2 separate regions of the Homo sapiens genome follow, and region 1 is linked to region 2. The links are chromatin contacts, found by Hi-C in ENCODE. All regions are on one chromosome and are shown on one strand. The core of a region is the stretch at or near the end of the contact, and the rest is flanking DNA. Distances in the headings are between cores, read along the strand shown. Region 1 holds the start of FAM53C (family with sequence similarity 53 member C). Region 2 holds the start of C5orf24 (chromosome 5 open reading frame 24).

Region 1 (4,809 bases), core at 576-3,075, 3.5 Mb after region 2:
TGTGAGGCCAAGATGGGAAGATTGTTTGAGGCCAGGAGTTTGAGACTACCCTGGGCAACATAGCAAGACGCCTCTCTCTACAAAAATAGAAATAAATATGCTGGGCATGGTGGCACACCCCTGTAGTTCTAGCTATTCAGGAGGCTGAGATGGAAAGGATTGCTTGAGCCCAGAAGTTCAAGGCTGCAGTGAGCTGTGATCGCCTCAGTGCACTCCAGCCTGAGCAACAGCAAGACCCTGTTTTTACAAAAAAAAAAAAATGTAGCATGGTGTCTGGTACATAAGAGCAATTATTGGAAACCATGTGTCCCCTACTTCATGGCCCCTAACTCTGCTCCTTTTGCCAAGGGGAAATAAGCAGTGCAAGGTAAATCTTTCCACCCCTATTTTCTCAGTTAGTACTGTACCTCATTTTTCCTCTACTCTTTTTCAGTTTGTAGACTTGGTGGCTCCTGCCTCCTCCCCTCCCTGGCTCAGTGAGGACGACCCCCGCCACTGGCTCTACTTTCCAGCTGATCACAGCTATTTACCTGTCCCAGTCTTGAGTAAGGCACAAAATATTTACAGAAAACAGATGTCTTTCAGAGGACTTGCTGCTAAGTGTAATAGTGAAGATTACTTGCATTACTGCTACTTTCCAATCAATTAAAAAAAAGAAATAGAAAACTTTGTATTACAAAGAGATCACAACACGAACGCATTGTTTAAAGCCTCTCCTTTATCCACTTTTTTGCTTGTCTCCCTAAACCATCTGTGATGCTAGCTGAGACTCGAATTTACATAAGAGCCAGAAACCATCAACCCAACCTCTTCACACACTAACGTCTACATTCAATCTCTTTAAAAAAGACTTAAATTTTGGCTCATGTGGGAGGTGGTGGTAGTGGTGGAGACTTAATAAAAGGTGGTTTTGTCTTCCTGAAGTGGAAATATAGCGCCGTCAACATCTTTTCCCCATCTGCCTGTTTCCTCCTTCCCTTTCTGTTTAAGGAAAGTCTAACCACCGCACTTCTCCCCACCTCCCCGCACCTCCCCCCAGGCAAACGCAAGCAACTGAACCGCCTATGATGTCATAATCACAATCCCATTACCTCATCCTGCTGGGGGGGAGGGGGCGGAGAGAGAAGAGAGGGAGTGAACAGCCCTGGGCTATCCTGAGCTTTACAAAGTGTTCTGGGTGAGGGCAAATTACAGAACCAAGTGGAAACGTCCCCGCAACCATTATAAGTCCTGGGTTTTTAAGGTTCAGGCCGATCCGGCAGCTGCAAGAGGGGCTCCTGGGACTCCGAGCAGGCCCTAATCCGCGCTTGGACCACACTTCCCAGCAGCCTTCACGCCGCGGACGGGTCCTTTGCTGGGGGAAGGGGGATTCCTTCGAAGAGGTGGTCGTGGAGGGCGGGGCAGCAGAGCAGGTGAGGGGCACTGTGGCTAATTGCGTGACGCGGCCCGAACCGAGTGGGAGGCTGCAGTTGGGCCGTTGGAGGGAGGGAGGGCAGGGGCGATGCCTTTGTTTACCTTCTTCCGACATGGCCTCCCCCGCGGGTTTCAAGATGTGCCTCCAACTGGGGCCGTCCACTTTCTGCGATATTTTGGAGGGGGTGACTCGTTAGTGAGGAAACCACCCCCATCCCTAAATCAAAGCGCCAGGCTCGTTCCCAACAGCGCTGTCCGAGAGACACTTTGAGAGAGACACGACACGGAGCTGCGCCCTCCATGGGTGGCTTGGGGGGATTCTGCGAGCCGGAGCTGTCCCCCTACTCTCCTCAGGGACTCGTTGGTTCGCGCCAGCGCCTTTTAAGGGCACCGTGGGGCGAACCGAGCGCTCAGAGCTGCTCCGGCCGCGGCCCTGGGAGCTGGAGGAACCGCGGTAGGTGGTGGAGGGCAGGTGGCGCTGGGGCCTCGGGGCGGGCACCTCAACCGTCCCTCCCTCCTTCCCTCTTTCCCCTCCCCCAGCCCGACCGCCCGCGCGGCCGGGCCTCGCTGGCCGCCTCTGCGGGGAGAGCACGGGACCCGGTGGGGGAGGGGGTGGCGGAGTGCTAAGTCCCAGACCCTCCCCATCCCCTGCGTCCTGAGTTCGCTTCCCGCGGCCAGATGATGGAACCTAGTGGGAAGAGGCGAACGACAGCCCCCCTGAGCGAGCCCTGGCGCACCCCCCCCCCCGCCCCGGGGACCAGCGGACGCCCCATGCCCCACCCCGCGGGGACAGGCAGGGCAACAGAGGGAGAGGTTGAAGATTGGAGGGGCCTAGCCTTTTGCTTCTTCATGGGGGTGGGGGGAGGGGTGTTCCCCACTTGTCACCCCTTTCCCCACCAGAACCATATGGAAGAAGAGCAGGCAGATCTCCACCTACCTGTTCATGCAGCTCCCTGCCTTCCTCATGTTTTTCTTCAGTCTCCCCAGGAGGTGTGGGGCTGGGACCTGAGGGGAAGGTCCCCAAAGGGTTTGTGACTCTCCTCCCTGTTGGCCTGACCTGATCCTACCTTGTCTTGGTACAGCACAACCTCAGCATCCCTGAAACAGGAGTGTCAGGGGTTACTGCCATCCAATAGGAGATGGGGTGGGGGTCTGATCTTTATTTTTGGGGGCTGCTGGTGGAGGGAAAGCCTGGACTGAGAGTTAGGTCTGGTGGGGTTGCTGAGAGGGCCTAGCGGCCTGCTGCTCTGTGAAGGGCTGAGCCCCGTGCCAGTTGTTAAACTGAGAAGTTTTAACTTGTTTAGTGAATATTCAGGGCTGTCTCTACCCTTCAGATACACAAAATGGAAGGGGAAGGAAGGCGGCAAGAGAGGGCTTCTTACACTTTTTTCAATGCCTGCTTGAGAAAGAGGAGGCCCCTCGCGGAGCTGGTTTGCCTTCTTTTGTGTCCTGGTTTGATTCCTTATGGCTTCCGTTCTGTTCCCCCTCGCAGCCTGGCCTGTTTTAGGAAACTCAGGCTGAGAGTATCAGTTGCGTGGTGGTAGTTGCATTGTTCCAATTACCACTGTGTGTGGCCACATCCCAACAATTAAAATGCAGAAAAACACAAATTCACTGTCTTGACTTGATCCTAGAGGTGGCTGGGAGTTTGCTGTTTGTCCAAATGCCTCATGAAAAGCTGGAGAGTTTGCTTCATTCCCTGCTCCTCATAGCTGGTTAGCCTGAGGCCTGGGGTCTCTAGGGTAAAATCCTGCACTTAGGTTCCCTCTCTGGTTGATCTTTGAGGGCAGCAGAGTTAAGAAACCAAGAGCAGAAGTGATATAAGCTTTAGCTTCTCCCGTAAGAATATAGGGGAAGCAGCTGAAGAGAGCTCCCCGGAAGCTAGAATTTTGTTCAGGGTGGTAATAATTATGCATGAAAATGATAGTTAACTGTAATGATGATTGACTTCTCTTGCACCTTTCTTCCAGAGAACTCCAGGTACATCCAGGTTTATCTCTTTGCTCTTCCTTGTGCCCTCCTTCTAAGGTGTGAGTGGGGTAGAGATAATTCCTCTTTTTTGTAGAGTGATCTGCCCCCAAGGTCACAGAAGGAAGAGCCCTCTTGGGCTTTTCTTAGTGTGCAGGTGAGGGAGGATGGTATTCAGCCAGAGAGATGGACCCTATTGCCTTCTTCATCTTATTGATTTCATTACTTCTGACATTCTGAGGCCTTGAAGATTCACAAACGGGAACGAGAAATGGTAGTCTGTGTGGACTCCTGATTTTTATAGGTCAGATGGTACATTTTGTACATTTTAATATGTTATATTGTTCCTGTGACAGGTTAAGATTATTCTGCCCACTTTACATATGGGTAAACTGAGGCCAAGGAGTATTAAATGATTTGTCAAAACTCTTAGCAAATTGGATTAATAATTAGATTTCTTGATGATTTGTTCTCTTGACTAGCTAATGCTACACACATTCTCTGGTAAGCTGTCAGCTTGCTGCTCATTTCCGGGAATAGATAGAACAAAATCAAGACACTGGCTTAACCTCCCCTTTTCCCTTGAGCAAGGCCCCTCAGGTAATTGTGTGGGCTTGAAGCCTGTTATCTGATACAGTTAGTTTGCTTCTATCAGAAGTTGACCACGAGAAAGAATCTTGGTTAACTGTATCCATGGACTTTGCATCAGATGAGGCTAAAAACTTAGTTGAACAGTCATGGAGTTGTTGTTTACGACGTCTGTAGAGTTGAAATGTATTGGAATTACCCTGACCATTTCTTTATCTTCCCATTTGATAAGAAAACAAACACTGTATCTATTGGAAAACAATAATATATCAGATGTTTAGGCTGTGGGAGGACATAAAATCCTATGTACTCAGGTCTAAAGCAGAAAGTCTTGCCTACAACCACTGTTCTTCCTTGTTCTCTTATTACTATTTCTGTAGTTTAGGAGAAGGGTACCTCTTTTCACTTCTGACTGGAAGATAAAATACTGGGCTGATCTTGATGGAAATAATCATTTGGGCATCCCTCTCTCTCACTTGAGCAGCTGTTTTCTAAGTGGTGCTGGTATTCCAGTTAGAAACAACAGAGCATGAACCAGTTTAAGGGTAGCAAATAAGTTTCAACTTGATTGCCAACTCTATTTTATTTCATATCTGGACTGCCAAGTTCATAATTTCTGAAGCTGTGTTTAGGCTTAGCTGGAAAGAGCTGTGATCAATTGATGTCTGCCAGAGGCCTGGCTTAGGGGTGCTGTGGTATGTGTGCCATGCATTTTCCATCTCTGGACCAGGTGCATCTCTAATATCACTTGGGGCTGGTCCCTCTAATTGGCAGACTCAGCAGGCATGACTGGAGAGGGAAGTCCCAATGGTGCTAGAATGGTGCTGCAGTGGCAGAAGA
Region 2 (5,036 bases), core at 1,661-4,160:
CCTCCACCTCTGGGGTTCAAGTGATTCTCGTGCCTTAGCCTCCCGAGTAGCTGGGATTACAGATGTGCACCATCACACCTGGCTGATTTTTCTATTTTTACTAGATACGAGGTTTCGTCATGTTGGCCAGGCTGTTCTGGAACTTCTGGCCTCAAGTAATCCACCTGCCTCGGCCTCCCAAAGTCCTGGGATTGCAGGCATGACCCACCGTGCCTGGCCTTATTCCCATGAATTCTTATTCAAGATTTTATTGGAATTATTTGGTTATTTTCAAGAACAATATAACTTGTATGAGCTTAAAATATTTTATGGAAAATGGTAAATATTTGAAAATAGAATAGTATAATGAACATCTAAGTAGTGGTGAATATTTTCTTTTTTCTTTATATCTTTTGGGACAGGGTCTCGCTTGGTCATCCAGGCTGGAGTGCAGTGGCGTGGCTCACTGTAATCCCTGCCTTCCAGGCTCAAGCGATCCTCCCGCCTCAGCCTACCAAGTAGCTAAGCTGAGTTATTTTTGAGACAGTCTCATTCTGTCACCCAGACTGGAGTGCAGTGGCACGATCTCAACTGACTGCAACCTCCGCCTCCCAGGTTCAAGCGATTCTCTTGCCTCAGCCTCCCGAGTAACTGGGATTTAGCGACATGCACCACCATGCCTAATTTTTTGTATTTTTAGTAGAGACAGGGTTTCACCATGTTGGCCAGGCTGGTCTTGAACTCCTGATTTCAGGGGATCCACCCGCCTTGGCCTCCCAAAGTGCTGGGATTATAGGCATGAGTCACTGTGCCTGGCCACTGATGGATATTTAAATAGTCCTATTACCTTATTTAATTTCACAGCTCTACAAGGAAGACATTGTCTTAATTTCTTACATGTGGAAACTTTTGGTGGAGCAATGACTTGCCCAAAATACCATGGGAGGCAAGTGGCAGAAAGGCATTCAAACTCAGGGCTGCCTGACTTCTTTGTTATTCTGGCTACCCCTCCATTGGGCCTGCAAATTACTTGACTTTTTTAGAATGAAAATTTCTTTTTCTTAAATGTTTTTATGTACAAATGCCATTTCAGACAAGAGTTTAGAGTTACAGATTTGGAATAGTGATTATATGGTATGGGAGTGCTCCACCTCAAGAGCAAAAAAACCTTGCTTAGAAAAAAAACTTGTTTTTAGATAGGCTACTTAATATGCCTTAAAATCTGTGTACATATTTTAACTTTTCTATATTGGTATTTTCCTTTTACATATAAATAACACTAGCATGATTAATCCTGTTTTTTTAGCATTTTATTTTTTTGAGACAGGGTCTCACTCTGTTGCCCAGGCTGGAGTGCAGTGGCACAAACACAGCTTAAGGAAGCCTCAGTCTCCTTCCTCCTATCTCAGTCCTTCCTTCTGTCTCAGCCTCCGTAGCAGCTGGCACTACAAGTACTCATCACCACACCCAGCTAATTGTTTTATTTTTTGTAGAGACAGAATCTCTCTATATTGTCCAGGCTGGTCTCAAACTCCTGGCCTCCTGCTTTGGCCTCCCAAAGTCCTGGGATTACAGGTGTGAATCACTCCACCTAGTTGGAATGATGTTTAGAATCATGTTATGAATCTCCGTCTGCCAAAAAAATCCTAGCTTCCCAACCAGGGAATTCCACCTGAGCTTTGTGTCCAGAGTTTTTTGTTGTTGTTGTTGTTTGTTTGTTTGAGACGGAGTCTCGTTCTGTCCCAGGCTGGAGTGCAGTGGTGCGATCTCGGCTCACAGCAACCTCCACCTCCTGGGTTCAAGCGATCCTCCTGCCTCAGCCTTCCGAGTAGCTGGGATTACAGGTGCGCACCACCATGCCCAACTAATTTTCGTATTTTTAGTAGAGAAGGGGTTTCACCATGTTAGTCAGGCTTGTTTCGAACTCCTGACCTCGTGATCTGCCCGCCTCGGCCTCCCAAAGTGCTGGGATTACAGGCGTGAGCCACCGCACCCAGGCTGTCCAGAGTTTTTATTGGTGTAGGTTTGATCAACTGTTCACATGGCTTATCTGTCTCCAGTCCCTCAGTAGTTTGAATGAATGGGCTTGCTTGTTTCGTGTGTTGTGTCCTGGCTTGTGTGTTTGTCCAGAAAAGTTGTTTCTCCTCCTTTCTTTCCTACTGGCAGGGCAGTACCTGGCTCAGGGCTGTGCTTATGGTAGAACTCAGTTCTATGAATTGTCCATCCTCAAATATCCTTCATTACATGGGGGAAAAGGGCAAGCATCCTCCTCTAGCCTCTTCCCACTGCTTAATAAAGTGTCTCCCTTTCAGTAGCTGCCCTAATTCTGGATCCTCTCCATTCTGACATCTGGAAATTCACAGGAGGAAGGAGTGAGGAAATGAATCCCTTCTAAGTGGGTTTGTGTGAGGTGACTGATATGTCAGATATCTCACAAGAAAAACATAATAGCGGTAGTTTGTTGTTCCATCCTTTCCTGTGATTATGGAATAATGAATGCGACAATTCCTGGGGCGTGGTGGCTTACGCCTGTAATCTGCGTGGATCATAGGATGTCCCATAAAATAAAGCTTTTCATTATCACATGATCCTGGGCATGAAGAGTCCCAACTCCCCTGACTATCATTTATTTGTCCTGTATCTAAGAAATGGGGTCAGCAGGAGTTCCAGCATCTCAGAATTGTGGTGAAAACCAATACAAGTAAGGAAGTTATTAATTCCCCATTTGGTGGGTTCCTCAACCCCAGCCACTGGGGACGGTCCACGCCGGATCACCAGCAGCTCAGGCTTAAGGCCACGACGCGCAAGCGCAGCCTGCCAGCCTGGCTCCCTCCCAAAGCTTGCGTGCAGGTTGGCGGCGGGAGATCGGGTCTCGCGATGCGAGTGAGCGTGTGCGTGCGCGGCCCTCGCGAGCTCGCGCACGCCGCCTCTAACACTACAGGGTGGTAGCGGCCTCTTCGTACTGCGTCCGGGGCAGGACCGTGCGCGGCGGCCGCGGCGGGTGCTGGGAGCCAGCGCCTGCCTCGCCGCCGCCCTCGCTGCCTGCCACTCCGTCTTGGCCCGTTCTCCGCACCGTGCAGAGGCGGCGGGCTGGGGAGGGAGCGGCGCCAGCACGAGGTTCCCAGCCGCTGGGAAGCCCCTAGACGCGCCGAGGGGCCGGGCTACGAGCGGCTGAGGTAGGTAGGGGTGCGCGGGCTGGTCAGCCGGCCGGGAGCGGGGTAGGGCGGCGGCGAGAACGGGCGCCTCGCTGACCGGGGAGAAGAGGCCTCCTGCCAAGGGGCCCTAGTGTAGCCGGAGTGAGAGGAGGGGCCCCGGACGTAGCCTGCTCTTCCCCGGTGTGGAGCCATTACGGGGGGACATTCCTCCTGCGGCGGGGGGAGGGAGCCCCCTTTCTTTTCTTTGAGAGGTCAGAATCCGCAGTCCGCCCTTCGCCTTTAAATAAAAGCCTGCCGGCTCGAGATCGGCGTCGCGATGGAGTGCCCGTGGACTTCTACGCTTGCGGAACTCCGAGTGGACGGATAGCGGCTTATGAATTTTGCTTTTTAGAGGGTACACAACCCTTTCTCTAGGGTGGCGTGCATCTTCTGCAAACTTGTTATTGCCAATACGCTAATAGTCGCTTTCAGCACACAACAGGTAATACATTCTAAACGCCTCGTGTCAAAATAAGGAGAGTCCTTATTTGTGCACCGTGGGGCACAGTTAAGGAGCAGGAAGAAGACAAAGGAGGCCGTTATTTATGTGCCGTCCTATTATCAAAACTTTCCGTGGTGGGGCAGGGTGCGTGGCTATTGGCCTCTGCTGAATGGACTTTCAGAGTGATTGAGGTGAGTTGCAAATCTTCATTTAGAATTATGAAACGTATATGATTATACATAATAGTTAGTCAAATGACCTGAAATAAATCTCTGAGAATTACGTGATCTTTGATCTTTGGAGAACAGAACTTGGGTTTCTTGAAAGGAAGCTTTCTCCATGTTTAGAAAGCTTCAGGGATGCTTTGTGAAGTTACTAAAAATAGTTACATTTCTTTATGTTGGCAGTAATGACTGCCACATTCAAGAGAAGAGAAAGGAATTGTTCTATAAAGAACGGCTCATTTTAGGGGTTAAACTTTAGGAGTTAAACACAATAAAACAACTTCAAGGATGGTAAGTTTTAGCTTATGCTTTAAGTATTCGAATTTAGTCACAGTCCAAATATATAGAAGCTCTTAGTTGACTCCTGTACATTCAGGGAACTATTTATTGGTTGTTTTTGTTTGTTTTGTTTTTTTTGAAACGGAGTCTCACTCTGTCCCCCAGGCTGGAGTACAGTGGCGCGATCGCGGCTCACTGCAACCTCTGCCTCCCGGGTTCAAGCAATTCTCCTGCCTCAGCCTCCCAAGTAGCTGGGATTATAGGCATGCGCCACCACACCCAGCTAATTTTTGTATTTTTAGTAAAGATGGTGTTTAACCATGTTGACCAGGCTGGTCTCGAACTGCTGACCTCGTGATCCACCCTTCTCAACCTCCCAAAGTGCTGGGATTACAGGCGTGAGCCACTGCACCCGGCTTCAGTAACTATTTAAAAAGATGATCTTTAACCTTTGATAGTCTACACAACCTGTTCTATAACTCTTGGCTTCTATTCAGTCCACGCTGTCTGGAAATGTAGTATTCATCCTATTTTTTTTTTTTTTTTCCTGAGATGGAGTCTGTTTCCTAGGCTGGAGTACAGTGGCACGAACTCGGCTCACTGCAACCTCCGCCTTTGGGTTCAAGCGATTCTCCTGCCTCAGCCTCTGGAGTAGCTGGAGTTACAGGCACCCGCCACCATGCCTGACTAATTTTTTGGATTTTTAGAGAGAGGGTTTCGCTGTGTTATCCAGGCCAGGCTACTCTGGAACTCCCGACCTCAACTGATCTGCCCACCTGGGCTTCCAAAATTTCTGGGATTACAGGCCTGAGCCACCGCGCCGGACCATTCTGACTCTTAAGAAATGTGGCTTGGGACCGGTCGCGGTGGCTGTGGCCTGTAATCCCAGCACTTAGGGAGGCCAAGGCAGGCGGATCA

Evidence for each region. Hi-C counts contacts between places; a loop is a spot of excess contacts on that map. Pooled maps may share reads with other maps.
Region 1: a pooled map shows a loop between it and region 2 (3-fold over the local background). The contact joins the promoter of FAM53C here to the promoter of C5orf24 in region 2. A Hi-C loop is called at or near these places in 7 of 50 pooled maps.

Annotation. Positions count from the first base shown.
Region 1 is chr5:138,336,441-138,341,249 of GRCh38, forward strand. FAM53C (family with sequence similarity 53 member C) reads left to right here and starts at 1,826. Exons shown (of 5, transcript NM_016605.3): 1 at 1,826-1,867; 2 at 4,744-4,809. LOC100128966 (a long non-coding RNA gene) reads left to right here. Exons shown (of 4, transcript NR_146628.1): 4 at 434-706. It also overlaps a transcript of CDC25C not described here. RefSeq lists enhancers at 976-1,055, 1,226-1,705 and silencers at 1,786-2,135, 2,186-2,275.
Region 2 is chr5:134,843,058-134,848,093 of GRCh38, forward strand. It overlaps C5orf24 (chromosome 5 open reading frame 24), which reads left to right and starts at 2,911. Exons shown (of 2, transcript NM_001135586.1): 1 at 2,911-3,155. RefSeq lists an enhancer at 2,622-3,357 and silencers at 2,877-3,256, 3,287-3,336.